7 separate regions of the Homo sapiens genome follow, and all the other regions are linked to region 1. The links are chromatin loops, found by intact Hi-C in ENCODE. Cell type or tissue: heart right ventricle. All regions are shown on one strand. Links, peaks and the distances in the headings refer to the core of each region. The heading gives the core; the rest is flanking DNA.

Region 1 (4,540 bases), core at 186-4,185:
GGTAATTTAAGTGGTGTTCAGGATGTCCATTCTAATAATCAGCACAAGATCTACTATCTTAAATCCAAGTTGCTTCAGACACGAGTTGATACAGTATCACCTAAATGCTGAGGACTCACTGAAGTGACTGCTGAAAAGCCTTCACTTTAGTCCTCACGGTTATGTCATGCAATAAGGTAGGACCGGATAAAATTTGGAAGTCTAGTAACCCAAGCCAGTTCCTAAGTTTACCTAAACCTGAAAATTTCATCTTGTTGATTGAAACTCTTCAGCATTAAACATTTCTTTATTGAGCTTCAGTGGATGTGGTGCTCGGCTGATGCTGGGTGGGGAGGTGACACTGGTAGGACGGATACAGAAGAGTCCCTGTTGATCCTTAATATGAGAAACCTTCCTTAGGCTTTCATGCCTCAAGAGGCTTGTCTGGGCAGGCAAATGGCATCAACACAGCTGTTGAACATATGCTATCAGCTGGCACCACCTTTGGATCCTGGCATACCAAGGACCAGAAGTAGGCCAGCATTTTTCCACCTGGATTCAGCAGTTGTTTTCCCTGTTCGTTCTTTCATTCCTCATGGGTCTTTAGCTAGGTTAGGTATCACTTGGGATCTCCTCTACCACTATCTTCTGTCTTTAAATGTCAAAGAGAATATATAACATTTGTTCTTCATGTCTTGGACTTTATGGTGATCTAATATCCAGAAGCTGGTGTTAACTGGACAAATGCAAAGACCAACCAGGGAAAATAAACTGAAAGCACACCAATTAATTAAGTCTTTACCTAAAGGATATACTATGGGACTGACTCTGTGCTAGGTACCACAAGAACAAGTGGGAATCAAATTCCAGCCCTTGAGTAGCCTTTTTAGTCTATTTGATAAGAAAAAGAGAAAAGAAACAACATTATTCCCCCTCTTCTTAACTAGCATAATTTTAAAATGTGGGTACTCAAACCATCACAGGTAAGGCTTTCTCCCACCCAGTGATACTTCTGTAGAAAGAAAAAAAGAGGGAATTCTAGCAAAAAGGAAGAGCATATGATGCCAGATGGACTAAAAGAGCAAAGAATACAATTCATCAGCAAATTATGTGTCTATTAACAGTTTCAAATAAAATGCAATAAAATATATTTATAGTATGTTGGTATCAAAAAGATGATACTATGCCAGGCGCGGTAGCTCAAGACTATAATCCCAGCACTTTGGAAGGCCAATGCAGGAGGACTTGCTTGAGGCCAGGAGTTCAGGACCAGTCTGGGCAACACAGGGAGACCCTCTACAAAAAATTAAAAATTAGCTGGGTATGGTGGCGCACACCTTTGGTACCAGCTACTCGGAAGGCTGAGTAAGAGAATTGCTTGGGCCCAGGAAACGGAGGCTGCAGTGAGCCATGATTGCATCACTGCACTCCAGCCTGAGACCCTGTCTCAAAAAAAGGGCAGGGGGGGGATGGGTACCATAAAATTATATATGTACAATTTTGTACTATATTAAGAATTGTATGTAGGAGTAATCACAATCAGAATACATATATAAATATGAATGAGCAGAAGTTTAAGGTGATGGGCTGTAGTGATTTTTTAAAAATATAAAGTACATTTATATACATTTCTTTAAAAGATCATGTTCACTAAATCCACAAGGCCCACAACCTACACCAAAATCTCTAGCCCAGCAGTTTTCAACACTAGAGAGTACTGGCCCCACCCCAGGAGGCACACGGAAATGCATGGGAGTGTTACTGGGCAGTCATGTCTGAGGGGCACTTCCGGCATTTAGTGGGCAAGGGCCAGGAATGCAGAATACCCTGCCGCACACGAGACAGTCCCACACAATGAGGAACTGTCCTACTCATAACACCAGCAGCACAACTGTTAAGAGATTGCCACTAGGATAGGACCAAGATCAGTGTCAGCCAAGATATGCTGTAAAAATCCTAAAATTTAACAAAATACCATTAACTTTATGCCAGTATGATTTAAAAATAAATCTTTTTCATTTAAAAAAACTGCAGAAGTATATAATCACTCCTCAAAGATGGAAATGGGTAAAAGATCCTATTACCTGAATAGAGAAAACAATCTCATTTCCTGAGAGAGATCATATTGCTTTCATGCTAGAAACAATTTAAACAAACACTGAGGGTCGAAAAATTATCCCCATCTGCTAAACACACTTTTGTACCTTATCAATACACCATTATCTCACAGCTGGTTTGTGAACTCTTGTCAGTAACTCCTGCCCCGGACTGAAAGTTCAGAAACAAAGAAGCAAGGACAAGTGGCTGGAAACCCTGCAGCCACTGGCATGACCAAGAACTGAGCACTCTGCTGGCCGACTTGCTCCTTGTGAAAAATGGCCCTCCAGTGCCACCCAGAGATGCTTGGAGCGCTATGCACAGCGCCTTCTTCCCGGCCTCAAATAAGAGGGGAGGAGAAAAAGGAGAACTACTCTTTCCTGTAGGGCGCAGAAATGAGATCCTTTATGCTCAGTTAAATGGTCTTCCTACTTTTACCCATGTTTAGTACTTAGGACAGTCACACTCATATTTAACTTCCCAAAAGGCTGGTGACACTGCCATCTAGTGAATACAGTCTTTTTTACAACAGAAAGTCACAAAACTTAAGGGGCTCATGAACCTGTATTTTTAAAGTAAAGTTCAAGAAGTATCCTGTTTTTAATCTCATTTGAAATACTACTTAATTTACATTGAGAAGAGGAAAAAAGTTAGTAATAGAGAGTTTGCTCTCTGTGGATTCCTTTTAGGAATTAGCAAAATTTCAAAAATGAATACAACAGGAGAATGTAAACAAATTCGATTTTCCATACAGCAGGGGAGTCCAACGTTTTGGCTTCCCTGGGCCACACTAGAAGAATTGTCTTGGGCCACAAATAAAATACACTAACACTAATGATAGCTTATGAGCTTTAAAAAAATCTCATGTTTTAAGAAGTTTACAAATTTGTGTTGGGCTGCATTCAAAGCTGTCCTGGGCCACATGCAGCCTGTGGGCCATGGGTTGGACAAGCTTGTCATAAAGGACTGAAGCTCTGCTCTATCTCCAGCAACGATTGTTACAGCTGTACTTGCTATCTAGTGTGCTGTTCACAGCATGGTCCACTTGTCCCTATATGGTGACTACTTGTGCTTTTCTTGAGTTGCTAGCTTACTGAATCTTAAAGATGCTGTGAACTATGTATCTGGTCACAATTACTTCTTTGCCTTGGCTGCTAGGAAGCATGGAGCCAAATTACTGGCCTATTCTGGTCTACTTACAAGATCTTTTACAGTACATGCTACCTCTATCTTTACTCCATATTTCCTCCTCTTGATATCTTCCTTCTGTCCCAATATCTTCACCCACTCATTTAAAAATTTTATTTTGTATGCCCCTTTAATTTGGTACATATAAATAAAACACATTAGTGTTATTTGCTGTGTGTATGATGCTCCTGTTGGGATCCTCTGCATGTAACCATAGGCATATGTATGGCAAATATCACAGGCAAAGGTGATTTGTGTCTTATATGACTCTTAGGGTCTCTTACTACTTCTTGACTCCCCATTAGGAGAGCTGCTGCTGGTCTAAACTGGGGTTCGAAAGAGTGTCACAGTCAAAGGTATTGCTCACATATAACTGCTACCTTTTCCACATTCCATTCCAGTATGGCCGCCTGAGATGTCCGGCTTAAATTTCTAAGCAGCTTCTTCAGCTGAAGGGACTGCTTTTTTAATTTCTCATCCCACAAATCCTGTCTCATTGTTTCTGTACTTTGTCCCATTCCTAGATAGTTGACCTATGTATTCCAAATGATAACTTTTTTTAATATGAAACGTTTTTAACATAAAGGCTTACTAAAAGGCAGAACATAAACTGTTTTAGCAAAAGGCATAAAGATGATGACACTGAAACCCTAAAGGCTGTCTTCAAAAAAACACCGATAATGTGGGATACCTTATCACCATTTCAGCAGACATCATGTCTAAGAAACCGGGCCTACATACTGTTGAACTACATTCATTCCTGTTGAGATAATGACACCCAGTCAGAGTGCATCACTGGGACATCTTAGACTTTGTACTGAATTTCTCTTTCTTATCTCCAATAACTGGCTATTAAAAAAACACAGATTGCAAAAATCACATTCTCAGTCTTACCCAAGAGCCACAACACCTGGCTTTGTGTATTTTCTCTACAGCTGCCAAAAGCACAAAACAACAGATAGTTTCCTATTAACAAAGTGCAATTTAAGAGGCATAGGTGGCTTTGTGTGGGAGGTACTATGGGTAATATGTGTGTTCATTATGCAAATGAAAGCCAATCCTATTTTTAAATGTACTTTTATATGTACAGGCAAGGGCACATAAGAGTTAGATGGTCGGCCGGGCGCGGTGGCTCACGCCTGTAATCCCAGCACCCTGGGAGGCCGAGACTGGCGGATCACAAGGTCAGGAGATCGAGACCATCCTGGCTAACACGGTGAAACCCCATCTCTACTAAACATACAAAAAATTAGCCGGGTGTGGTGGCATGCGCCTG
Region 2 (4,540 bases), core at 271-4,270, 93 kb before region 1:
CCAACCACTGGATCATGTGGCACTCAGTAAATACTACTTAAGGCTAAACCAGACATTTAAAAGAGGAAACACAAGAACCTTTCAAAGCGCAGACCTTGTCGCTGACCTGGGCTATGCATTTCAAACTTAAAAGCAAGGTCATTTTTATTTTTTTAAATTGTAGGATCAGGTCATGTGTTGTTTTCCCAGAGCCACGCTAATAAGCTGCGCATTTTTAGAGCTATGGAAAGAACTCAAAAGCAATGAGTGAAAATGTAAGCCATCAGTCTCCCTGCCCTCTCCTGAGTATACAAACCCACTTGACTGCTGTCCAGTTTGAAGTAACTTCCAGCAAACCTGGTTGCTGTCTGCCCTCCCAACCCCCAGCACTGCCGAACATTTACACCCGACAGTGTGAATGCTGTGAAGAACACTTCTGCTTCCATCTGCCCGCTTTCTTCCCAAATGTTGGAAAGAAAGTACAAAAATAAGATTGCCAAGCAGAGGAATAAAAAGGACGTATATTCCTTACGTCCCAATTTAAAACAATATTAAATTGCTCTAGCTGTTCGATTCTAACACGTGTGGGAAGTGAATTCTATGTGAAAGAAGTGCCCAGCAGCAGTCATGCTCTAGCCTAAGAATGGGAGGGCTGGTCGGGAGGGCTGTGCCTGGAAACTTGTGCTCGTGTTAAAAGAACGTAGCTGTCCTTCTCTCTTTCCCTTTTAACTTTCATCTCCACATGGAGAAGGTGATCACTCAAAATATGCAGCCAGACCTGTCTCCAGTACTGTCTGAAATTCCATTAACAGGAGAGAAGCTGCAGCAGCCAGACCTGTCTCCAGGACTGTCTGAAATTCCATTAACAGGAGAGAAGCTGCAGCAGCCAGACCTGTCTCCAGGACTGTCTGAAATTCCATTAACAGGAGAGAAGCTGCAGCAGCCAGACCTGTCTCCAGGACTGTCTGAAACTCCATTAACAGGAGAGAAGCTGCAGCAGCCAGACCTGTCTCCAGGACTGTCTGAAACTCCATTAACAGGAGAGAAGCTGCAGCAGCCAGACCTGTCTCCAGGAATGTCTGAAACTCCATTAACAGGAGAGAAGCTGCAGCAGCCAGACCTGTCTCCAGGACTGTCTGAAACTCCATTAACAGGAGAGAAGCTGCAGCAGCCAGACCTGTCTCCAGGACTGTCTGAAACTCCATTAACAGGAGAGAAGCTGCAGCAGCCAGACCTGTCTCCAGGACTGTCTGAAACTCCATTAACAGGAGAGAAGCTGCAGCAGCCAGACCTGTCTCCAGGAATGTCTGAAACTCCATTAACAGGAGAGAAGCTGCAGCAGCCAGACCTGTCTCCAGGACTGTCTGAAACTCCATTAACAGGAGAGAAGCTGCAGCAGCCAGACCTGTCTCCAGGACTGTCTGAAACTCCATTAACAGGAGAGAAGCTGCAGCAGCCAGACCTGTCTCCAGGAATGTCTGAAACTCCATTAACAGGAGAGAAGCTGCAGCAGCCAGACCTGTCTCCAGGACTGTCTGAAACTCCATTAACAGGAGAGAAGCTGCAGCAGCCAGACCTGTCTCCAGGACTGTCTGAAACTCCATTAACAGGAGAGAAGCTGCAGCTTGGCTGTCAGGCAGGCTGATCCGGGCCTCCCGGGATGTGTGTGTGGGAGCCGGCGGGTCTAAGCTGGACTCCCGTAGGCCTGCGGTGGAGTGAAGCGGCCCAGCAGTGCGCACCTTCCCGGCCGGCCCCCCTCGCCCAGGCCCCCCGGAATTCGGCCAGCGGTGGCCGCCCCACGCCGCTCGCAGCTCACCTACCACGTGGCGCCCGCCGCGCTCCCCGCCAGCCCGCGCTGCCCCGCACAGCTCGCTCCAGCTCAGCCGGACCCGGCCTCGGGCGCCCTCGATCCTCACCCCGTGAGGAGAAGTTTCAACATTCGTGTAAACTTGGCCGGCCACGCTCGGATGCCATAGGCTGAGCTTTCACCGGCGAGGTCTCCCTCCGGCTGCAGTGACACCACCCCCGCCGCACTCAGCTGTTCCGCATTCCCTGTTTTCTTAATGAAAACAGGAAACCGGTATCTTCTGAAAATGTGTGTTCTTCACTCCCGCTTTGCCAGCTGATTTTTAAATAAAGCTAGCACTTTAAGCATCTCTACAGAGAGGCTCTGTTTTTCCTATACTAGTCACTGCTTCATGAAAGAGTCTGTGTCCTCCTGCCCAGCCCTCGGTCACCTGAGGAGGTGCAGAGGCACAATCAGCCCCACTGTTCTCTGCGGGTTCTCAGGATCCGGGCAGCACTCACTGGTTCCAGAGCACTGCCTGACTCTTCTCAGCCCTGGGCTTATGACACGTGGCAAGTAGTTATCCTTTATCATTAATTTCAACTGAGCCTTTGCCACTGATGAAAAGTTCTTCTTAAAAAATGAAAGAAAAACAAACCTTTTTCCAGATACGAAAGTAGTACATGCTTGTAAAACATTAAAAAAAAAAAAAAGCCACATACAGATAATTTAAAGAACGTAAAAAAAGGGCACTCAGATCCTACCATCAAGTGGCAAGCGTTAATATTTTGGTGTAACTCCTACTTTTTCTATACTTTTCCCACTTAAGGATTTTCAGTAGGAAAGATGAACTGACTCAACATCAGTATTTAAAACACAACAAAACTTATCACAGTTTTTACCAAAACCTAACTGGTCCATCTTTAGTTATTTCTTTAGTTCACCTTGTAGAAATCACAAAAAGCATGTATCACGTTGTATTACCCCCAAATGAACTTTGGACTTCTGGGAATCAGAAGAGGTTAGAATTTAACTAAGTTAGGCTTGCTTATTTCCTAATACTGCTCAAACCAGGCTACCCAAAGGACTTGTAATTCAAGTTTCATTCTCCAGCAAGTAAAAAAGTAAGATGTGTTTTCAAGGTGTCATTTTCACAAACAATTGTCCATGGTAAAAATTATTCTACAATAAAACTACCCGGTGTCATTATTTTTTTAATATCCTGTTTTCTAGTGTATGTTTACATACATCAACATAAATTAGGCACTTATGAGTCCCTGATTTATTTCCCAACTTTAACAAGACGAAAACACTTTTTTGTCTTTTGTACCAGACTATAAGCACCCAGAGAGCAAAAAACTTAATTAAAAAAAATTTTTTTTGGAGAGCACGCTGGCTCATGCCTGTAATCCCAGCACTTTGGGAGACCGAGGAGGGTGGATCACTTGAAGGTCAGGAGCTCGAGACCAACCTGGCCAACATGGTGAAACCCCATCTCCACTAAAAATATAAAAAATTACCCAAGCATAGTGGCGGGCACCTGTAATCCCAGCTACTTGGGAGGCTGAGGCAGGAGAATCGCTTGAACCTGGGAGGTGAAGGTTGCAGTGAGCCAAGATCACACACATTGCACTCCAGCCTGGGCAACAAGAGCAAAACTTCATCTCCGCCCCCACCCCCCCAAAAAAAATATACATTTTTTTTTTCATTGCTTCCTCTCCCAACCACACACCAATTATCAACATGCTGGGAAGAAAGGAGATGTCTGACAACGTTTACTGAAGGAATAAATAACTGAATATATAGTATAACATAATAAACTTGCTAGAGTGCAGTGGCGCCATCTTGGCTCACTGCAACCTCCACCTCCCTGGTTCAAGGGATTCTCCTGCCTCGTCCTCCCGAGGAGCTGGGATTACAGGCGTGTGCCACCACGCCCAGCTACTTTTTGTATTTTTAGTAGAGATGGGGTTTCACTATGTTGGCCAGGCTGGTCTCAAACTCCTGACCTCAGGTAATCTGCCTGCCTCGGCCTCCCAAAGTGCTGGGATTACAGCTGTGAGCCACTGTGCCTGGCCAACAGAATAAGATAATAAACTTTGAAAAACATCTTGATGCTCTGAAGACAGAAGTTGTTCGTTAAATATTAGTGTTAAGGACATTTCTTCCATGATATTGTTTCAGTTGTTATCTTTAGGTTGTGGAATTATAGATGATTTTTATTCTTTATATTTTATAATTTTTACAACACGTGGGTATTGCTCTTTTTTTTTTTTTTTTTTTTTTTTTGAGACAGGGTCCGACTCTGTTGCCCAGGCTGGAGTGACGTGGTGCGATCATGGCTCACTATAGTCTCTATCTCCTGGGCTCAAGTGATCCTCCCGCCTCAGCTTCCTGAGTAGCTGGGAACTATAGGTATGTAGCACCACGCCTGGCTAATTTTAATTTTTTAAAATTATTTTTAATAGAGATGAGTTCTTGCTATTTTGCTCAGGCTGGTCTTGAACTCCTGGCCTCAAGCAATCCTCCCACCTCAGCCTCTCAACATGCTGGAATTACAGGTGTAAGCCACTATACCTGGCCTGGGCATTTGTCTTAAAATATATTACAAGAAGTCTCTGTTTGGAAGGCAAATGGAATTGACTGCAATAAAATGAGAAAGTTCACTTGGGAGGTGAATGAATAGGGGTGGCCATGGCAAAGACAGCTTGATGTTCTTTAGTATGCATTATCCCCTCCTTCCACACTAATAGGGGCAAATAAAAGTCTGTAAGC
Region 3 (4,540 bases), core at 324-4,323, 390 kb before region 1:
CAAAGGAAGTTTTGAGTTGTAAGTTCAGTGGACTTCTGAGACCATCTAATTTCATGGAGTGGCACAGTGCTAGGCCAGTAACGATGAGGTTTCTTTAGCCCTCCAATATGAGGCCCACTCTTGTGAGCAGCATTTGTAACCAGCTGCTTCCTAGGTGCTTTACCCCCAGTTGATTTGTGGGCAGTCAGCATGGTAGGAGCCACAGTATAGAAACTTCCTTCCCTACCCACCTTCCTCAGCTGGAGCTCAGCAAGCTAGTGGTGGCTGCGAACACAATTTGGAGACCGTTTAACATCGGCAGTTTTCAAATGTTAGTGAGCATCAGGACTACCAGGAGGGCTTGTTAGAACACAATTTTTCAGGTTGGGTGTGGTGGCTCAAGCCTGTGACCCCAACACTTTGGGGGCGCAGAAGCAGGAGCATCACTTGAGGCCAGGAGCTCGAAACCAGCCTGGGCAACATAGCAACACCCCATCTCTATGAGAAATTGTTTTAAGAATTAGCCAGGTGTGGTAGCCTGCCCTGTAATCCCAGCTACTCGGGCAGCTGAGACAGGAGGGTCACTTGAGCCCAAGAGTTCAGGGCTTCAGTGAACTGTGATCATGCTACTGCACTCCAGCCCAGGAGACAGAGTGAGACCTCTGTCTTGGGGGAAAAAAATCACAATACTCTTAACCTTTCCCACAGGCTGCCTATTTACTCCGTAGGTTTTCTTTTCTTTACATCGGTGGATATTAGTGAGAATTCTCAGAATTTCATCACCAGCCTCCTTTTCTTGAATCACTCCAGGCAGGTAGGATGGGATTGGTAGGTACCTGTGTGGTCTACACTAGAAGCTTCGATTATTTTCTTGGCCACCATGTTTTAAAGTTTCTAACAAGAATTTGTGCCTCTTAACCTAATTTGTTTACTACTGGAGAGTTTTTGCTGAGTTTTGGCACTTTTTGTTCCTTTTGTGAGATCTTCAGGAAGGAGCTATAGGCCAACTTCCTGTACCCTCACTGTGGTAAAATCCAGCTCTGGGTAATTGAATGGTCCTGCTCTAAATGGTCAACCTCTTTCTCAATGTTTGTCCTACCACCACACCACTTCCCACCCCCAGAGATTAGAATCAGTCTGGAGCGAGGGCCAGGTATCCAGATCTTTAGAAGCCCTCTGGGTCGTTCTATTGTGATGCCAAAGTTGAGAGTCACTGCCACAGTTCGGTGCTTTTCAAATGTTAGTGAGTGCGCCAATCTCTAGGGTCTAGCTAAACTTCAGATTCTGAATCAGTATGTCTACAGCGTGGCTCCAGAGTCTGCCTTCTAGCCAGCTCTCAGTGATGGTACTGCTGCTACTCCTTAGACCACACTTGGTAGCGAGCTTTTAGAGCTAACTCAGCTAATGATCTTGCCTGGGTACGCTTAGTGCCCCGTGTCCTCAGACTCAGTGTGGCAGATGTCCTGTCTAAAGCACGGAAGGCGATGTACAGAGACTACTTTTTGGAAATTTTCTGGGACTTTTGTGGAGTGAGGTCGGGTCATCATAGAGTAAGAGCCAATCACACATTGGACCCTGAAGCTAGCCACTTCTAATTATAGCTACTGGACATTCACAAATTCTTAGGGTTCCAGGAAGGGCATGGAAAAGACAGAAACATCCCCTTAAATCCTACTTCAGAACAGGACATATGATTTTTGCCTAGGTACCTATCATTTGTCATCAGTTCTCCAAAGGATAAATGGGACCACGCAGAGAAATGGCATCACCAGCATGTCCCAGCATGTCACCCACATGCCACAGTGAGAGGCACAGGAGTGAGGCAGAGCCAGAAAGAGAGGAACAGTGAGCAATGTTCCCACCTTCTGAGGAGCTGATGGGAGCCCAGGCAGCCGACTGCACTTTAGTAAGCGTGAAAGACAAGAAGACGTCGCTGAAGCTTATTCTTGTGAACACTCAGGGTAACTCTGAGAGTGGCCACAAAACCTGGGCCCAGGGCCAGGCTGTGTTAGCGCAACAGCACCACTAGATGGCGCCATTGGCTCGAGGAGCACAGAGTGTCCGCCCGGTGCTGGTGAGGCTTGTTTCAGCCCCGCTTTAGGACACGATGCTTAGATCCGTAGAACGAAAATGATGGAAGTGAAAGATCAGGGCTGCTACAAGATGCTTTTCATCAGGCCAGAGCCTTTCTTTTTTCCATTTTAAAATATTTATTTTTTATTGATACGCAAATATTTGCACATATTTATGAGACACGCGTATCTTTGGTTACATGCATAGACTGTGTAATGATCAAGTCAGGTTATTTATCGTATCCATCACCTCGAATATCATTTATACGTATTGCAAACACTTCAAGTCCTCTCTTCTAGCTTTTTTTTTTGAAATATACAATACCTTGTTGTCAACTCTGGTCATCCTACTCTGCTGTCGAACATTAGAACTTATTTCTTCTAATTGTGTGTTTGTACCCATTAACCAACCTCTCTTTACCCCCATCTCCCACTACACACCCTTCCCAGCTTCTAGTGTCTGTCATTCTACTACTCTCTATCTCCATGAGGTCAGCGTTTCTAGCTCCCACATATGAGTGAGAACATTTGACATTTGTCTTTCTGTACTTGGTTTATTTCACTTAACATGATGACCTTCAGTTCCATCCATGTTGCTGCCACTGACATGATTTCACTCTTTTTTATGGCCAAATAGTATTACATTGTGCATATGTACCATATTTTCCTTATGTATTCATCCATTGATGGGTATTTAGGTTGATTCCATGTTTGCTATTGTGAACAATGCTGCAATAAACAAGAGGGTATATGTATCCTTTCAACATACTGATTTCCTAACCTTTGGATAAATACCCAGCAGTGGAATTGGTGAATCATATGTTAGTTCTATTTTTAGTTTCTTGAGAAATCTCCATACTGTTTTACATAATGGCTGTACCAATAATTTACATTTCCACCAAAGTATATAAGAGTTCCCTTTCCTCCGCATCAGGCCAGAAATCTTTGACATTCAGAACAACCTAGCAATGTCTAAGGGGCATCCAGCTGTCGGTGGCTGACCAGGTCACTCCTGTTCGCATGACAGAAGGATACCTGGAGGAGTCTTTGTGCCCACTGGATTAGTGAAAATAAAATCTTTTTCTACCAACTGGTGGAATCCTCTTTTGAAGTAAAAAATCTTTTCCATTTTTTGTTTTCACTTTTTCAAAGTTATTATATATTGAAGGCTTATATGAAAGGAAATGTGGTAAAGGCTTCAAGTCCACTTAATCTTCACAGTAGCCTTGTGGCCTTGTTATTATCCCCATTTTACAGGTGGGGAAATTGAGGGCTGAAGACATTAAAGCCTCTAACCCAAATGATGAAGCCAGGACTTGAACCCAGTTAGATCTGTCTCCAAAGCCTATGAACTTAACCACTGTGCTACACTACCACCCAGTCGGTATTTATTCAGAAACGCACATGTCTAGACAGTGGCCTTTCTCAGTCCAGTATTGTGTGACTTGCAGCAAAAATATCTTACAGAGATACGGTGTGGTAGGGGAAGAATGGGGATTTCAGGTGCCCATAATCGGGTATCTAACCCATTCTTTAGCAGCTAAAAGTTCCCAGAACATCTTTATTTCCCTTCTTCCTTCTTCCTAGTATCTCTTCTTAGCATGAAATGCTGTCAGCTGCTTCTACTAGCTGAAAAAACAACAGCTGCCTCCACAACCATCTAGAAAGGGCCCTGCACCTGGTGATTCAACGCCCTCTTTTTGCTACTTCCTTTCCAGGCCTGTCTCTCCCGCATCAACCTAATCTGTGAAATGGAAAGCAAGCTGGTTGCATTAATTCTTACTAAAGTGTACACAACTGAGAGTCATTGCAACATATTATCCAAATATCATCCAACTAAGTGGTGTTTGGCTTTGGGGCGAAAGGAATGTGCTGAGATTTCAGTGATGATATTTCAGCCTACATGCTTTATTACAACTCAATGCTTTTGCTGATTCGAGGAGACAGACCCTGAGGAAAAGACCAAAGGCAGGGACAAAGGGTAAGGCCTGCAAGTAGAAAGGATCGATTAGTAATTATGACATTTCACACACATCTGGGGCTAAATATTCTATGGTAATAAGGAAAGCTAAAAAAAAAAGGCTATTTCTTTCCTAGGCTAATTCCATGGCCTGAACATAATATGCTGTTCTTTGTTTCCTCAACTGGAGAAGGATAGACTACTTAAAAAACAAGAAACCTGAGGAAGCCATTGGCCACTTTAACAATGATATAAACTATTCCAAGGTGACAAAATAACTCTAGTTTTCTTTATATACAGAAAAAACTCCAACTAATATGTGGAAGCAATGGTAGAATTAGAAAATCCCCGCTGGGTGCAGTGGCTCACGCCTATAATCCCAGCACTTTGGGAGGCCAAGGCAGGTGGATCACCTGAGGTCAGGAGTTCAAGATCAGCCTGGCCAACATGGCGAAACGCCATCTCTACTAAAAATACACAAATGAGCCGGGCGTGGTGGCGCGTGCCTGTAATTCCACTCGGGAGTCTG
Region 4 (4,540 bases), core at 226-4,225, 190 kb before region 1:
ATAACACACTTTCTAAGGAGAAAATTTATGGTAATTTAATAAATTTAGACTAATTAAAGTTAAACAAATTAAGTTCCATAATAGGAAATTATAACATATATATAATTTAATTTCTCCCTAGTGAGAGAAATATTAAAGAAGAAGAATTTGTCAGGTGGAATTTGACTTTGGAGGGCTACACACCATTGTAATATCTAGGATTTCTTGGCCCCCCAAGAACCAGTTTTAGCTTCTGAGAATTCATGGCCTAAAGGAGAAACAAAGAAAACACACACACACACACACCACACACCACACACATACCACACACACACCACACACACACCACACACACACCACACACACACCACACACACACACCACACACCACACACACACCACACACACCACACACCACACACACACACACACACCACACATACACCACACACCGCACACACCACACACACACACACCACACACCGCACACACCACACACACACACCACACACACCACACACACACACCACACACACACACCACACACACCACACACACCAGACACACACACACCACACACCACACACACACACCACACACACCACACACACACACCACACACACACACCACACACACCACACACACACACCACACACACCACACACACCACACACACACACCACACACACACACACACACACACACACACACACGTTGCAGAGCAGCATTATCTTATAACCTGTAAAGGATTGTACTAAATGGGAACTAAATGGTCATTGTGATGGTTATTTTGTTTGTTTGTTTGTTTTTGAGACGGAATCTCTCTGTCACCAGGCTGGAGTGCAGTGGCACAATCTCAGCTCACTGCAACCTCTGCTCCCCGGTTCAAGCGATTCTTCTGTCTCAGACTCCCTAGTAGCTGGGACGACAGGCACAAGCCACCACGCCCACGCCCAGCTAATTTTTTTGTATTTTTAGTAGAGACAGGGTTTCACCATGTTGGCTTGGATGGTCACTGCAGTAAGCATTTTGCCTGCATTATTTGTTTAATCCTCAGAACAACCCTATGAAGCATATACTACTGTTGTTCACCTTTTATAAATTAAGAGAGGCTCTGAGAAGTTAACAGCTGTCAACTTTTAAGTAGCAGAGCTGTGAATCGTACTCATCTCTGTTCCCCACACAGCTCCCAGGCTGCAGCCACTGCAGAGGATAGCATCCTCTGGAAGTGTTCTTAGTATCTATGCGAATTTTGTCCTTGGGGCCATCTCACCTCTCATTCCCCTTCTCTTCCACTCCTGGCCTGCTCCCTTGTTCCTATTACCCAGTATAAAACTTATTCCTCCTGAATCAGGGTTGGAAAGCAATCTGATAAATAGTTATTATTGGCTTGGGATTCCTAGCATTTGCCTTTCAGCAAAGGATATCTGTAACTCCCAAAAACTGAGTGGTGGGATTTGAGCAGGGGGGAGGAATTTCAGCAGGTGGGTAAAGTATTTGGAGGCTATGTGAGTTAGGCTACTGACAGGAGGAGGGTGGTACCCTTAGGTGGGGAATGGAGGAGAATTTAATAAAGAGATAATTTACAGAAGTTTGAGGAAGGTTAAGGGAAACCAACATGGGATAGCAACAGGCCTCCCTGGGGATGGCAACAAAGGGAGCCACCACCATCCGACACCTGAAGGGACAAGGAATAGTCCTAGGAACCCAAGAAAGGGGCTGAAGCTTTGGAGAATGCCATCTGGCAGAGGCCTTGGCTTCAGCAGAGACCTGCAGCCAACCTCTGGTCACCCAGCAGGGAGAAAACCAGGGAAAGAAAGACTCCTTCCTTGCCCTTGTCCTACCCTCCTACTTTTAAGGGTACCTTTTATGACCACACGCAAACTAAAGCTAGAGGACAAGGGGCCTGTTGATGCAGTCCATAGAGGCCAGATTTTGGGACACAGAGCAGAGTGGAGAAGAGGGCACAGGGGACCTGGAGGGCAGCGCTACAGCCTAGGATGGTGGCCGTCTGTGACAGGTGAACACAGGGCCAGTTTCATAAATGAAACACAGAGGATACCTCAGTTTTCATCAAGTGGCTGGGAGCATAGCAACGAAGGACACAGGGAGCTGGACTGCCTGGCCTGAAGACTGCCCTGCCATTTCTACCTTGGTGACTTTGGTGAAGTTCCTTAACCCTTCTGTGCCTTGGTTTCCTTATCTGTGAAACAGGCATGATAATCTCTACTCATAGGATTGTGAGGATAGAATTAATTGTAGCACTTGAACAAGGTCTGACTGAATTAACACCATCCTTATGACACTCCAGGTACAAAGCAGGTAGGAAGAAGCAATGTGCCCTTAGGTACTTACACGCTAAGCGGGAGACAGACACACCAGCCCTCACGACACAAGGTTAGGTGAGCTGGCAACTGAGGAGAAAGACTTGGCCGAAGGAGGGGTTGATCCTGCACCTCAGTGGGTCAGGTAGGGTTTTGCAGAGGAGGAGCCTTGAGCAAGGACTTGCAGAATGAGTTGATTTGCAGATGTGCCCAGTACACATCAATTAACAGTTCTGGAACTTTAAGGAAGGAAGGAAGTCCAGTTGGGTATTAAAAAGACTGGTAGATTTGTGGATTGTCAGAGGACAAGAAAGAACCCTGGAAATTAGGGCACAACTAAGCAGTGCAACAAGAATCCAGTAGGTGGCATAAATACCCCATTCATTTGGAGTTCCATTTGTCGTTTTTTTGTTTTGGTTTTTGGGTTTTTTTTTGTTTTGGATTTGGTGAATTTCTTTTTTTCTTCTTCCCTTCCTTAAGCTGCCCATTTCACCAACACTGTTGTTAGCAGTTTTATATGATCTTTATTTAATGCAATTAGATTTGCCTTTAGATCAAAGCAAACTATTTACAATTGATATAATAACTAAGCACCTCTCCAGAAAGAAGGTTGACTGCTTTGCAAGTATGAGCCCATTGTCTTAGTCCATGTGTGCTGCTGTAACGAAATATCACAGACTGGGTAATTTACAGCCATGAGCCACTATGCCCGAGGTGCTAAGGCCACCTCTTCACCTCTTTTTTTTTTTTTTTTTGTGATGGAGTTTCACTCTTGTTCCTCAAGCCAGAGTGCAATGGGGCAATCTCGGCTCACTGCAACCTCTGCCTCCCAGGTTCAAGTGATTCTCCAGCCTCAGCCTCCCGAGTAGCTGGGATTACAGGCATGTGCCACCATGCCTGGCTAATTTTTTTGTATGTTTAGTAGAAATGGGGTTTCACCATGTTAGCCAGGCTGGTCTCGAACTCCTGTCCTCAGATAATCCGCCGGCCTTGGCCTCCCAAAGTGCTGGGATTACAAGTGTGAGCCACCGTGCCCGGCCTAAGGCCACCTCTTAATACATCATATTGGTGATTAAGTTTGAACACATGAATTTTGCAGGACATTCAGACCATAGTACCATATTTAAAGAAAGACTGATTCACGTTGAGGTGAACCATCTAAACCCAATTTTCGTTATATTGTTTTCTAGAAAGTAGATTAAAAATTAAAATACTCCCAAGCTTGTCATGGTGGCTTACACTTGTAATCCCAGCTACTTGGGAGGCTGAGGTAGGAGAACAGATTGAGCCCAGGAGGCGGATGTTGCAGCGAGCCAAGATCACCCCACTGCACTCCAGCCTAGGCAACAGAGTGAGATGCTGTCAAAAAAAAAAAAAAAAGAAAAAGGAAGGGAGGGAGGGAAATAATATTATAGAAAGCATATAAAAATATTAAGAAAGAGAAAAAAACAATCTTAACTCAGGTATCTTTGTAGAAAATGCTAGCGATTTGAGGTATTGCCTTCCTTTTTCTTTTTTTAAGAAAATTAAATCACTTATTGATTACACATGATAATAGATGATACAAGCTTCATTCCAATCTATAATTTTATCTGGTAGCATTATTCAATTTAGATACATTGCATAGGATGTGCTAACAACCATTTTTATAACCACATGATTTTGCTTGATCCCTTTTAATGGTGAACTTCAGGTCACAACAGTAACTATCAGATCCACTACACCAAGATTTCTGAAGACAATGGCATCTCCACCCAAGCGCGTTGTAAATAAATTCCGAATAGAACCTGTCATCACCCTGAAGGAATTCTAACTTCACACTGTTGGGGAAATTTACCAAGATGGCTTCAGAATAGACTAACTTTACACAGCACATTTTTCAAAAAGACATTTATTCAGCATCATCATCAGAGTATTACATTTAGCAATCAACAGCATGGGTGCAAAAAAAAAAAAAAACTACATTAAAACCCTTTGTTGGAATGCTCTTCACTTTCCACAGAGCAGAAACTAAAATTACCTGTTATACAGTTAGTCACAAATACAGTCCTTGAGTGTTTTGCCCATACACATGAGCATTTGTCTAAAACATGTCTTATTTGGAGCAGCTATTGCCTTTCTTTTCCTTTGCATATTTTCTTTTTCTTTTCTTCTTTTTTTTTTTTTTGTTTGTTTTGAGATTTTGTCTCGATTTGTTGCCCAGGCTGGAGTGCAGTGGCGTGATCTTGGCTCACTG
Region 5 (4,000 bases), core at 1-4,000, 230 kb after region 1:
AAACTAAAAGATGACAAAAGGAAAATCTCTGTATACATGCTTGGGTATTTTAACCAATTAGATCCCAGGCGGGTTAGTGGTGAGGAATGGAGAATGCTTAGGTGTTTCAGCTTATCGACTGGTTTCACTTCGTTTTGTGAGGTTAGTCAAACCTTAATAATTTTAATATGCGTTAACACATTTGTTTGCTGTTGTGAGTCTGAAGTGAAGCTGTCTCACTTGAGAGAGGCGTGGGGTTGAGTTTTAGTCTAGCAGGTGGTCTAACTGTGCACATATTATAACTGGACTACACCTTGATCTTCTCATTGTAGGAAAGACATGCTCCCCCAGCTTCAAAGGTCGCCTCTAGAAAATAGGTCAGTTTGTCTGCCAGGGTCTTATGGCAAGAAGAGATTAGACAAGGATAAGCTGCTTCTTAAAGTAATTCATGCTGCTTTCTGGGCAGCATTATTACAAGAACACCTTGCTCTGGAGGTTATATAAAATAGCCAAGCAGCAAAACTCTGTCTGCTAAGGTATTAAGGAAACATATTGGCCAAACTTCCCTTTGAAATAAAATGTCTCTATTCTGGTCATTTCAAGTCAAAACATGGCAACTGCGAAACCAAACAGGACATGGGTTAAAGAAGTCAGGCTGTAGGCAAATAATGGTTTTTAAGAAAGGAAAATGGTATAATACCTATAACCAGTCACTGCATAGGGCCTGTGATAGCCTAATATTAAATTTTAGAGCAAGTGGACTAATTTGTTTTTAGCCTAACCATATCTTTTTTCACTTTTCCTTTTATAGTTAAATCCTGGTACCTCTCACTAGACATATGGTGCCTGGAATACTGCAAAGTGCACAGCACCAGGCCCCGGCCCTCCCACACTTGGTCTTTCCCTCATCCAGTCCAAAGGGAGACTTGGGGAGGCTCATTCCCTCCTTGCCTGTTTAATAAACATTTCCCTGTGATGTCAGCTCTTGCAAATGGCTTCCTGTGTTATCCTTTGCAATAAGCATATTTACCCTTTTTTTCTTTTTTTTTTTTTTTGAAATGGAGTCTCATTCTGTCGCCCAGGCTGGAGTGCAGTGGCACGATCTCAGCTCACTGCAGCCTCTGCCTCCCGTGTTCAAGTGATTCTCCTGCCTCAGCCTCCTGAGTAGCTGAGATTACAGGTGCCTGCCATCATGCCCGGCTAGTTTTTGTATCTTTAGTAGGAGGGGGTTTCACCATGTTGGCCAGGCTTATCTTGAACTCCTGACCTCAGGTGATCCACCCACCTCGGCCTCCGAAAGTGCTGGGAATACAGGTATGAACCACTGTGCCCTGCCATATTTACATTTTAATACAGGTCTTCAAAGACATTAAAAACTTAAGTAGCTACTATAATGGTGAGATTCTTGAGTGCCTAGAAGAGAGGAAATTAGGGCAGACAGTTTTTTTTCCCTCCATCCCTCAGACCACATAGGCTGGGACTATGATTGGGGAATTTTGTTGCTTTAAAAATCCTGGTAAGCAGTTTAACAGCTTTTAAAGTTTCTGAACTCATAGGTAAGGCTGATTGTGAAGAATTATGAGGAAGCATTTCATATTAGTTTATATGGTATTGAAACAAATGATACCTAATTATTGCCATTCACTTTTGTCAAGGATGACTTGTGCCCAGCTTTCCCTCTACTAAAAGGAGGCCAATGCAGTGGTTCTCAAAATGTGGTCCCTGGACCAGCATCAGCTGGGAACTTGTTAGAAATGCAAATTCTTGAGCCTCCAGCTCAGATCTATTGAATCAGAAACTCAGGAGGTAGGGTCCAGCGATGAGTTTTAACAAGGCTTCCAGGTAATTCTGATGCATGAGAAAGTGGGAGAAACACTGAGTTAATGGGCAATTAGGTGGTCAAATGTGGCGTAAAGGACAGGGCTGCAAAAGTGTGTGTGGGGTGTGTGTGTGTTAGCACATCAGGGACAGGCAGGGGAGCACTTTGACTATTCCCAAGCACAGTGTGAGGGCATGAGGAAATCCTTCTGTTCTTATCCTGGGATGAACCTCACATTGCTCTCTTCAGTACCTTTTTGCTGGCTGGCCTTGGGGCTGCAGGTGAACTTGGAGCATCACTACTGCCAGAGCAATAGTAAGACATTCGGCTGCAGTTGCGATCGGCGATCTAAAATACACAAACCATGGCTTAACAGTCAACCAACCATGGAAAGGTAAGCCAGACATCTGGAAATCACAACCTCAGAATTCATTTTTTTATACATATTTTTTTTCCTGGTTACAAAGGTAAAACAATTGCCATAAGTAAATATAAAACAAAGCAAAGACAGTGAAGTTATACCTAATTTTACTTGCTCTTGAGACAACACCCGTTAATAGTTTGTGTGTAGCAACCTACAGTTAAAAACTATTTAAGAATCTGGGCTGCTGAGTAGTCCCTTCTAGGAGTCTGTGACTTCAGGGGACGCCAGGAAAAAATGTGTGGGAACAGTGTCTCTCTGTGGTTTAGTACGGTACTGCACCACGCTGTCTCCTAAACACCAATACATTGTCAAAAACTACCTCTGAAGGGAAGTGGAGTGCTCATGCTCTATCAGACATTTTCTCCCCATGCAACAAAATAATTCGAAAATTGCTAACCCTGTCCACATAAAAATTTAATATTTTCATTTTATTAAAGAAAAATAGAAAGATCAAGGCTGTCAGTAATAGCTGCAGACCACTTCTTTCCTGGGTGATCAGAAAGTGGTATTACTGAAAGGGGCTTTCAATATGAGGCTGAGTTGTGTTGTGCTGGCAAATGTTTAACAACCAGTTGTCAGGGGGGTAGGGGTAATTTGTAGCATTTGCCAATTTTTGTGCCACAAATACTTTCATCATAACTGATTTCAATCTACCAACACGATGTCATAGAAATGCAGTGTGGTAGCAAACCATTATATAATATTTCCATCACACAGACACAGTAAACGTAAAGAAGGAAGAACTTAGATATTGTAGCATATAGTGAAATTATTAGGAAGGGACTAGGTTTACCTTTTTAAAGTGAACTTTTAATTTTGAAGTATAAGTTGTATAGTTATTATTAGATTTACAGAGAAGTTACAAAGGTAGTATTTCTTATATGACTTTCATTGCATTTCTCTTAATATCTTTTATAGTAAGGTACATTTGTCAAAACTAAGAAACTAACATTGATATGTTACTATTAACTAAACACGAACGACTCGGATTTCACCAGTTTTTGCACTCATGTCCTATTTCTGTTCCAGGATACAATCTAGCATACCACATTGCATTCAGATTACCTTTGTTTTTAATATAACTTATTTAATTTTAAGTTTATACGATTTAATTTTAACAATGTCTGTTTCAAAACTGGCTCAAAAAATTCTGGAAAACTAAGCAATCAGCTTTTGGGAACAGGTATGAGCTCACTCCAGCACATCCCTGAACTGATTTTTGTAAGTCAAAAAGGATAGAATACGAATAATTCCTGATGGCTCAAACTACAGATCATCAGCATCTCAGGGGGTGAATCCAGTGGTTTTTTCATTTATTTTTTATTTATTTTTATTTTTTTAGACGTAGTCTCGCTCTGCTGCCCAGGCTGGAGTGCGGTGGCACGATCTTGGCTTACTGCAAGCTCCGCCTCCCGGGTTCACGCCATTCTCCTGCCTCAGCCTCCTGAGTAGCTGGGATTACAGGCGCCCGCCACCACGCCCGGCTAATTTTTTGTATTTTTAGTAGAGACGGGGTTTCACCGTGTTAGCCAGGATGGTCTCGATCTCCTGACCTCGTGATCTGCCCGCCTCAGCCTCCGAAAGTGCTGGGATTACTGGCATGAGCCACGGTGCCCGGCCAAATCCAGTGTTTTTAAAAGACCCAGGGTAGATGGTTCTTAAGTTCATTCAGGGACCAGGACCTCTGCAGAGATGAGGACATGAGGCCCAGCACAGTTACATGACTTTCCCATGGCCACACAGCGGGGCAGTATTGGCGCCCAGCCCCAAACCCTGGC
Region 6 (4,540 bases), core at 271-4,270, 79 kb before region 1:
ATCAGTGTGTTGTCACTTAGAACAATGGGTGGGTTCTATTGTCACTACTAGTGGTACTGGATCACCCTCTGTTGTCTGGAGAAGAACACAACCCTGGCCCCCCAGAGAGGATCCAGAACCCTTCCTCCTCTATACCTTGCCCCCCCCCCCACGAAGTCAGGGTTTAAGGTATTTGTGATACTTGTTCAAGACCAAGTAAGTCTGCTAAAATCTTGAGTTCTACATTGGTTTCTTCTTCTTAAGAGTGTATGAAGGAGATGCCAGCAGGGAGCTGTAGGGGATGTGTGTGTGCACACGCACTGCTTGGGCAGAGTGGTATGTACCAGTTAGATAAGGGGGAGTCCCAGTCCAGCACAGGAAGGAAATAAAAGCAAAAGCAGACAAACACCCCCCAACTTTTAAAGCATATTATGGCCAGGTTAAAATATCTCCATCTCACAACATGAGGGCAAAGGTGAGTGCCGATTATTCTGAACACTCATTCTGCAGCTCTCCCGAAGTCCTCAGGGCACAGTGCTCTCTAACACACTGTGCAAAGACGGTGCTTTAAGCCACCCAGAGCACCTCCAGGGTAGTCGTCCTGAATGGCCTGCCTAGGTTGGGGGAAGGTATACTATTGTTTTCATAAAACAAGAACAGGAACTATGATCACTTCCTAGTTCATGCACGAGCCATGGGCAAGAGAGCCCTGGAATCATACAATGCAGTGATGTGATTCATACCCTTAAAATGAGGGGGGTCAGTGGAACTCTGATTTCCAAAGTTGCTTCCAGGCTATGAGTAACTGTCGACTAGACTTGATACAAAATTTCTTAACATGGCATGAAGAAAAATGAATCACGGCAGGTGTCAGACCAGATGAGCTCAGGCAGACAGAGCCTGCAGTCTTCCCCTCTGCACGTCCCACTCAGCAGCACCTTTCCAGCTGCATCCTAACTGGCATGACCTAACAATCCCCAGTGCAGTGTCCCTCCTGGGTATTGCCAATTCTACTCTGGGCATGGGTTAAGAGGCCAGAAGCCAGGCTGCACGTAAGAGTGAGGGGAAGACAGCGGAAAGGGTTACTATTCTCAGTAGTGGAACGGCCTGTCTTAATAAAGGGCACATTGTGCTAGGGAGGCATGTGATGGTAACAGGGGCCTTGCGGTTTATACAGTGGCCCTCTTCTCCAGTGTTCAGTGCCAACTACAAGATGCAGCAACTCTTTACCCCAAATCTGTCTCAAAACAGCCAAAATGCCATGGGCTCCTAAGTGCAACCCCAACTATGCTGCTCTCTAATGTCCACTGTCTCATTTTAAAAGTTGTTGCTGAAATACAGCCCAAATCAATCATGCATGCACAGAAGAGAATGAGCTTGGACTGTTATTTTCCAAACTTTCTTCAAAAGTAACATGCTGTTCTAAGCGTAAAAAAGAAATGTGCCAGTTCAGAGAGTAATTCTGTGAAAAGCAGAAAAGGAGCACTGGCTAACTTAGGGATAAAACAGGCTTTTCTAACAAAACATTACAGTTTTTTGGCCAGGGGGAGGTGGGGTGGTAGTGGAAAGCTAGTATTTGTATGAATCCCTGTCCTTATTTTGTTTTATAGTGTTTATACAAGAAGCCAGCTTTAATGAATATTGAGCAACTCCCTATTGGAAAAACAGAGCTGAAAACAAATACCCAAAGATGGATTTAGCAACAAAAAAGGAAATTATTGAATTGAACTAAACCTTAAACTCAAAAACTCAAATCTTAGCATATATATATGTACAACCATTCACTCCTGCAACAATGACATCTTTATGTTAAAGCCATAGGTAAAGCTGAAATTTTCACTGGACCAAAAATCAAGTACTGGGTTATTCTTTCTAGCTTGAAGTAAAAGCAAATCTTTTTCACAACACACAGAGCTCGAGTTTATATTTCACCAACCCCCACCCAAACATCATGCTCTCCTCCTCTCTTTCTTTTGTGGGCATTCTTACTTACCCACCCAGAAACAAAATAACTGTGATTTTCAGCGAGCAGGAAGCCAGGTCTCAGGCAAACTTCCCTCAGCATTAAAGGGACTCCACACATTAGCAGGCAAAGAGCCCAGGAGCTGTTGCAGAGAATTTATTTATACCCATTTGGAATTTCCTGACGAACTAACAGCCTGCTGGCCACGGGGTTTAATTCCAGGACTCTTGGCGTCAGTGAGACAGCAAAAATTACCAACAAACAAAACTGCTAGCAAGATCTTAAAAAAGAGGCAAAGCCCTCTCTCATCTTCCTTCTGATTTTTCAAACTATCCTCATACTCTTCAGGCATATGAAATGCTGACCTAGAAATGCAGCTGTAAGCCTGTTAATTCTAGGAAGAAATCAGAAAGGCAGCAAATGTTTCCTCATTGTTTGTGCTGACTTACTCCCTCTTTCCCTAACCCTCCACTGCAGAGAAAGGCTCTCTGTTACAATTTGAGCTATAGCACAGCAGCTGGCTTGTGAAGGAAATGATTGAGTTTTATGCTGAACCGAGGCTGGAATGGAGGCAAGTGGTTCCTTTTTGGTTTCTTCTTATTTAATGCAACATATAATTAGAAGGCTAAAAACAATCACCATTCGTAAACCATAGGCCCAAGCCTCCTTCCCTTGCTCTGTACCCTCATACTCTTAAACATTTTATTCATAACATCTTCGAGCAACCTTTGTTTTTGTTTCAAAAAGTTAGTAAGAATGGTATGTTCCCCTAATGATTTAAATTCATTACCTAAAAAAAAAAAAAGTTCTTTTTTGAGATAGTGTATCACTCTGTCACTTAGGCTGGAGTACAGCGGTGCAATCACAGCTCACTGTAGCCTCAACCTCCTGGGCTCATGTGATCCTCCCACCTCAGCCTCCAGAGTAGCACGACACCATGCTCAGCTAATTTCTGTATTTTTCTTGTAGTGATGGGGTCTTACTATGTTGCCCAGGTTGGGCTCGAATGCCTGAGCTCAAGAAGTCCTCCAGCTTTGGCTTCCCAAAGTGCTGGGATTACAGGCATGAACCACCACACATGGCCCAGAATTTTTTTTTTTTTCAAAAGCAGAAGAAAACATTTCTGTCAAAAGTAAATGATAACATAAACCTCAAGAGAATTTTTAGTGTTATGGGTATGTTCTAAAACTGGATTGTGGATATACAACTGTCCACATATACTAAAACTTATCAAACCATACACTTAAAATGGGTGAATTCTATGGTATGTAAAACAGCTCAATAAAGTTTAAAGTAAAAAAAAAAAAAAGGAAGAAAAAATCTAACCCAAATCTCTTACTAATGGAGGTCTTGTTGTGTAAAGTAATATGAAATTATTTGGATCTGCTATTTCAAAATACCTGGCACTTGAAACTTTGTTTTTAGTTTGTTATTTTTTAATCTGTTGGTTTATTTGGTATAAACCAAGCCCCAAGCCCAAATAAGTGCCATGGTCTTATAGAGTTTAATCTTTGTGTCTTCACACAGGAAAGTATGTGTCTCAAAGATAATCACCTTTAAGGTCTCCCATCAGTAACTGTGGTCACCAGTAGGAGATGAGACAGAAGGAAAGTAAATGGAATAAGGCAGGGCATGTGCAGGCACCAAGATGAGCCAAACTAGGCAGGTCCAGTGAATTCTTATAAAACTGTGCCTCTCTCTACACAGCTGTCCCGTTTTGAATTTTACAAAACAGGCTATTTAGAGTCATCCGTCATCTTTGTTGATCTCTGTTTTATTGTTTAGAACTGGCTTTGCCTGCCTGCCCTGTGATAAAATTCAGTAAATCTTGTTCAACTAGTGCCACATTTACCCAATGTACTTAGACAAAGGTGAAGAAGGCATTTAAAAGAACCCTTTTTGGGGGGCATGGTGGCTCATGCGTGTAATCCCAATTCTTTGGCAAGCTGAGGAAGGAGGATTACTTGAGCCCAGGAGTTTGAGACCAGCCTGGATGACACAGTGACACTCTGTCTCTACCAAAAAAAAAAAAAAAATTAGCTAGGTGTGCTGGCTTGCCCCTGTAGTCTCAGTTTCTCGGGAGCTGAGACTGGGAGGATTACTTGAGCCTGGGAGGTTGAGGCTGCAGTGAGCTATGATCATGCTACTGTACTCCAGCCTGGGTGACAGAGTGAGACTCTGGTCTCAAAAAAAAAAAAAAAAAAATTCTGGTATTATTTAGTTACATTATTATATTCCAAACTAAGATTTAATATCGGCTGGGTGCAGTGGCTCATGCCCGCAATCCTAGCACTTTGGGAGGCCAAGGCAGGAGGATCACTTGAGCTCAGGAGTTTGAGACCAGCCTAAGCAAAATAGTGAGACCTTGTCTCTATTAAAAAAAATAATAATAAATAAATATATATATATATACACACACACACATACAATTTTAAAACTATCAAAAGACTTGTTCTTAAAAGTTAAACGAATAAAGTACTGAATGTAGTGTTTCTTGATCCTGCAAAAAAAAAAATCTGCTACATTCATAAATATTGTGTTCTGGTAAGAGTTTAGATTACATAAAGCAGTCAAAGTCAATCATTTTGCTAAAGTAGC
Region 7 (4,540 bases), core at 185-4,184, 150 kb before region 1:
CATCCGCCTTCTGCATTTGTCTTGCTGGGATCTGCAGACCAGAGCTGTTCCTATTTGGCCATCTTGCCGGAGCCACCCCCAGTCCTCAGTTTTTCTAGGAACTCAAATTGGAAATCAAAAACTAGATCTATCTTTTTTTTTTTCTATTTACATTCCTCCTATAATAGTCTCAAACCTCCCTGAGGCATAAGAATCACCTTAGGCTTACTAGGGGAAAAGTCATTTACAAAATATAAAAGAGAAAAATACATCTAAAATATATTATCCTTATTACATTCTTTCAGACTTTCCATAATGTCCTTTACTTTATCGCCTGTCACCCAAACTCCCTGTGAAGCCCTGCTCAAATTGCCAACTGGGGTAATGACAGTAACGATTGTTTATTAGCTACTTAGTATCAGACAAATGTGCTTTTAAACTTTACCATAAACTTGTAGATGTTCATATCCGCATTGAACAGATGAGAAGCTGGATCTTAGGAAAGGAGACTTGTGCAAAGTAGCAGAGCTAATTTCGGGGAGAAAAATAGTTTAGAAAAAACTCATTTGTGTCTTGTTTGTTTTTTCTCACTTTGGCTCAGAAGTCATTCATTCATTCAAATGCTGCAACTTTAAAACACAGCTAGAAAAACTTCCATTAAATAATATGGATGCTTACACACTGCTCAGTAAACAGCAACAAATATTACTTATTAATATTTATGATGACCAGGAAGATAAATGTCTTAGTGTGCAGAGAACAGAGTCCATCATGGCCAAAATCTTAGTACAGTTTGATATTTCAACAGCTGGGCAGGAAAGAAAGTAAAGTGCTTTGGGAAGACAATAGATCCTGGGTGAGATGGAAACGGGATTGGGTTTCCCCTTTTCTTTTGGATGGGAATTCGGAACACCTGGGATCTTGTTCAGGTTTGGCTAATACTGTGGAGAGACCATTTAAGGACCTTGTAGTTTAGTTTCCTTACCCATAAAATGACAGGTCAGGATGTTGGCAGCGAATCTGTATGGGTCTGCAGCAACTTCAGTGCTTGCCACCTCAGAAGAAAGAATTTGAGGGGCATAAGGCAGAGGGAGAGACTGAGGCAAGGTTTAGAGCATGTCGACGAAAAGAGTCAAACTCTGTAAAGTATTTGAAGACATTTATTCTGAGCCAAATATGAGTGACACAGCCCCCAGGAGGTCCTGAAAACATGTGCCCAAAGTGGACAGGGTGCAGCTTGGTTTTATACATTTCAGGGAGGCAAGAGACATCAATCAAATACATTTGAGCACTACATTGGTTTAGTCCAGAAAGGTGGGGGCAAGTCAAAGGGTTGAGAGGGTGGGGCGCGGGTTTCCAGGCTATAGGTGAGTTTAAGTATTTTGACAATTGGTTGAGTTTGTCTGAAGACCTGGGATTCATAGAAAAGGAATGTTCAGGTTAAGATAAAGATTGTGGAGACCTAAGTTGTTTTGAAGTCTCATAGTGCTGCCCTTAGAGACAACAGATGACAAATGTTTCTTATTTAGATCTTAGTTAATCTCTTTAGGATTGGGAGGGTCTGGAAGAAAAGGATCTAGCTGTGTTAATAGATTCTTTACAGATGCAAATTTTCCCCTATACAGAACAGCTTTGCAGGGCCATTACAAAATATGACGAACATGTTTTGGGGTAAAATATTTTGATTTTCTCCCTTGTCTCATGTTATGCCAGAGTCAGTTTGGAAAGTAAGTCACAATATATAGGGCTAATTAAAACCCATCTGATGAGAATTTGTGATTTGTAGGGCGTGATGCCCCAGACCCCTTAGATAGGAGTTTGGGCAAGATAAAAAAACATAATTTAGTCCTCGTGGGGTTTCACCCTGTTGCCCAGGCTGGTCTTGAACTCCTGACCTCAAGTGATCTGCTTGCATCAGCCTCCCAAAGTGCTGAGATTATAGGCCTGAGCCACTGCACCCAGCCTGATCTATGCTTTGCAGGCACTTTATCTGTGATATTTCATTTAATGTTTATAACATCATACCCATTTGGCTTTCTAGAAGCTCAGTGGTTACAAGTCTAGAGACAGGCATTTTTACCATCCATATTCTATAGATGTAGAAACTAGGGCTTAAAAAGGTAAAGTCCCTTGCTCAAAGTCTCGGCTGGTAAACGGGAAGCTAGGAGTCTAAGTTAGGTCTGTCTGGTTCCAGAGCTGCTGCTTTCTGGAACCCTGCAACATGGTGGCGCTTGTTCTCCATTGCAGAGCATTGGGGTTGGTCGTAAGGTGATGGTGATGGCGGTGGCCGTATGGTGGAAGGAACTTCATCCTTCGCAGACCAAGGGATATCGAGGAGAGTGCAATATGCAGATTCAGACACTAGGTGACAGAGTGCCACAGGGCAGACAACTCGCTACGCCTGGGTCTGCGGGGTGTGGTTCTCTCCTGCGTCCTGTATTCTTTTAAATTAAGAAAAGGCTACGCGCTCCTGTAAACCCTGTGGTCTTTTACACTAGGGCCAGGATATGTGCAACTAGATATATGCCCAAACTGTACGTGTTTCTTCCTTTATTGCGAGACATGAAGGAATTAAAGAACGAAAGAGGAAAGGAAAAGAGCAGTGGACTCAATACTGTAAAAGGCAAAGATTCCCTTTAAATTGCTTTTTAGAAAGTTTTTTTCAAAAAGATTTTTAAAGTTTTTTAAAAAGGATTTTAATAAATTATAATGTTTTATTTGGAAACATTTAATATTAAATTTCATTTAATTTCCACTTAGTTTTTAAAATTACTTTTATTTTACTCTGTCGCCCAGGCTGGAGTGCAGTGGTGCCCTCTCCACTTACTGCAACCTCTGCCTCCTCAGCTCACGCGATTCTCCTGCCTCAGATTCCGGAACAGCTGGGATTACAGGCGCCCACCACCATGCCCAGCTCATTTTTTTTGTATTTTCAGTAGAGAGGGAGTTTCGCCATGTTGGCCAGGCTGGTCTCGAACTCCTGATCTCGAGTGATCCGCCTGCCTTGGCCTCCCAAAGTGCTATGATTACGGGCGTGAGCCACTGTGTCCGACCTCCACCTAGTTTTTGAAAGAAGTAGTTCTCTTTCCATTTTTATTTTTTATTTTTTATTTATTTATTTTTGAGACGGGGTATCGCTCTGTCGCCCAAGCTGGAGTGCGCTGGTGCAATCTCGGCTCCCTGCAAGCTCCGCTTCCTGGGTTCACGCCATTCTCCTTCCTCAGCCTCCCGAGTAGCTGGGACTACAAGCGTGAGCCACCACGCCCGGCTAATTTTTTGTATTTTTAGTAGAGATGGGGTTTCACCGTGTTAGCCGGGATGGTCTCGATCTCCTGACCTCGTGATCCACCCGCCTCGGCCTTCCAAAGTGCTGGGATTACAGGCGTGAGCCACTGCGGCCGGCCCCAAAATAGGCTCATCTTTTGATGTTGCCCACAAGTGAATAAAGTTAAGGCAAAAGGTAGGTGTAGTGTAGTTGGCCCTGGAAGCCCGTCTTTTGGCCTTCACCTTACTTTAGGACGAAGTAGGGTCTGTCCAGTGGCCTACAAGAGGAAGTAATTCTGCTTTTTCCAAAGTTGCCTGGAGCATATTTTCAAAAATGAAGACTCTCACTTTAACTATATGAAGTCTGGTGCACACTATTTTGCATGCTGTGATTACTGGTTATTTAAGCTTCATCAATGAAAAGAAACAGCAGAGCAAGAGTCAAGCTTTAGTCTAATAAGAAATGAGAAACAGAAGCTGTCAGCCACCGAATGGGAACGAAGGGGTAGTGAGGCAAGGACATGCCACCTTCCTACTCTACAACTCAGAACCTCACAAGGGAGGCTGTTTTGCCTCTCTAGTTCCATGTTAAGCTGGTTTTAATCTCCATCTTGATTGCCTTCCTTCCAAATGGATGGATGTATTCAGAGAGATTGTCCTGATCCATCCTGATTGTCTGCCAATGTATCTGCTGATGTGGGTAGGGCCACCTGGCATACACTTGCAGGGCCATGCTCTTGTGAATCAGACAGTCACATTGCATGGCAAAGGAGACCTGCATTTGATGTTCAAAAATGAGAGAGCCCAAGGAGCCTCAGCTCTTGGTTGCAACACTGGGGACAAACTATGAATAATAAAGTGAGTGACACAAGGGCTTAAGGTCAGGAACTCCTGTGGCATTTTGGTTTAGCTCAGTTGGAGGTGTGGGAGGAGTGTGATGGAGCTGAACCCAGATTACGGAGGAAGCTTCATCATGCCAGACCGAGCTGAAGCCATTGAGTGGCTTTCAACAGGGAATAACATGACTGTACTGAAAGCGGCAGGGCTGACATTGGGGAGACCAGTTCTGATGACCTTGCAGCAGTCCAGAAGAAATGATGGTGCCCTGAACTGTGTTAGCAGCAGTGGAAGAGGGTGGACCCAAGAGCTGTGGGGAGGAAGAACCTGTAGACTTGACGACCACCTAGCTAACATATTCATGGCAATGAGTCTTGGAAGTTCTACAGCGCACCTGGAGGGATGGTGGGATCAGCGAGGCCAACACTGAGAGAAACGCAGGCGTGGATGCCCTGGCACA

Evidence for each region. Peaks named below come from ENCODE experiments on the same cell type or tissue, not always from the same donor. Only the 100,000 strongest peaks of a DNase experiment are listed, where the experiment ranks them.
Region 2: it touches region 1 in a loop (2.1-fold over the local background); 35 of 110 quality-filtered maps call a loop at or near these places.
Region 3: a loop joins it to region 1, with 8 times the contacts of the local background. A loop is called at or near these places in 47 of 110 quality-filtered maps.
Region 4: it touches region 1 in a loop (18-fold over the local background); 54 of 110 quality-filtered maps call a loop at or near these places.
Region 5: it touches region 1 in a loop (2.8-fold over the local background); 33 of 110 quality-filtered maps call a loop at or near these places.
Region 6: a loop joins it to region 1, with 2.6 times the contacts of the local background. A loop is called at or near these places in 46 of 110 quality-filtered maps.
Region 7: it touches region 1 in a loop (11-fold over the local background); 103 of 110 quality-filtered maps call a loop at or near these places.

The regions. Positions count from the first base shown.
Region 1 is chr9:611,859-616,398 of GRCh38, reverse strand. The region is part of intron 1 of KANK1 (KN motif and ankyrin repeat domains 1); the gene reads right to left. Among named protein-coding and RNA genes, the nearest start is that of KANK1-AS1, 71 kb to the left of the region's middle. In heart right ventricle, for the core only: a CTCF peak has its summit at 2,416; a DNase peak (open chromatin) is centred at 2,348; H3K27ac peaks cover 3,143 bases.
Region 2 is chr9:704,507-709,046 of GRCh38, reverse strand. All of the region lies in intron 2 of KANK1 (KN motif and ankyrin repeat domains 1), which reads right to left. It overlaps LOC107987042 (phosphatidylinositol 4,5-bisphosphate 5-phosphatase A-like), which reads left to right. Exons shown (of 1, transcript XM_017015393.3): 1 at 1-2,139. The coding sequence starts at 722. The coding sequence ends at 1,624. Among named protein-coding and RNA genes, the nearest start is that of KANK1-AS1, 21 kb to the right of the region's middle. In heart right ventricle, for the core only: no CTCF peak of the experiment used is centred there; a DNase peak (open chromatin) is centred at 1,936; H3K4me3 peaks cover 1,685 bases; H3K27ac peaks cover 2,683 bases.
Region 3 is chr9:1,006,748-1,011,287 of GRCh38, reverse strand. It overlaps the pseudogene H3P29. Among named protein-coding and RNA genes, the nearest start is that of DMRT3, 32 kb to the right of the region's middle. RefSeq lists a silencer at 1,891-2,090. In heart right ventricle, for the core only: a CTCF peak has its summit at 2,004 (motif pointing right); a DNase peak (open chromatin) is centred at 1,997; H3K27me3 peaks cover 2,833 bases.
Region 4 is chr9:804,877-809,416 of GRCh38, reverse strand. It overlaps LOC105375949 (a long non-coding RNA gene), which reads left to right. Exons shown (of 2, transcript XR_929411.1): 2 at 3,998-4,181. Among named protein-coding and RNA genes, the nearest start is that of DMRT1, 35 kb to the left of the region's middle. In heart right ventricle, for the core only: a CTCF peak has its summit at 2,662 (motif pointing right); no DNase peak of the experiment used is centred there; H3K27me3 peaks cover 366 bases.
Region 5 is chr9:384,477-388,476 of GRCh38, reverse strand. DOCK8 (dedicator of cytokinesis 8) reads right to left here. Exons shown (of 48, transcript NM_203447.4): 23 at 2,051-2,146. Among named protein-coding and RNA genes, the nearest start is that of DOCK8-AS2, 84 kb to the left of the region's middle. In heart right ventricle, for the core only: a CTCF peak has its summit at 2,480; a DNase peak (open chromatin) is centred at 2,476.
Region 6 is chr9:691,219-695,758 of GRCh38, reverse strand. All of the region lies in intron 2 of KANK1 (KN motif and ankyrin repeat domains 1), which reads right to left. Among named protein-coding and RNA genes, the nearest start is that of KANK1-AS1, 7.9 kb to the right of the region's middle. In heart right ventricle, for the core only: no CTCF peak of the experiment used is centred there; DNase peaks (open chromatin) are centred at 1,027 and 2,088; H3K4me3 peaks cover 2,420 bases; H3K27ac peaks cover 4,000 bases.
Region 7 is chr9:761,998-766,537 of GRCh38, reverse strand. No RefSeq gene overlaps it. Among named protein-coding and RNA genes, the nearest start is that of DMRT1, 77 kb to the left of the region's middle. In heart right ventricle, for the core only: CTCF peaks have their summits at 2,136 and 2,335; a DNase peak (open chromatin) is centred at 2,311; H3K4me3 peaks cover 586 bases.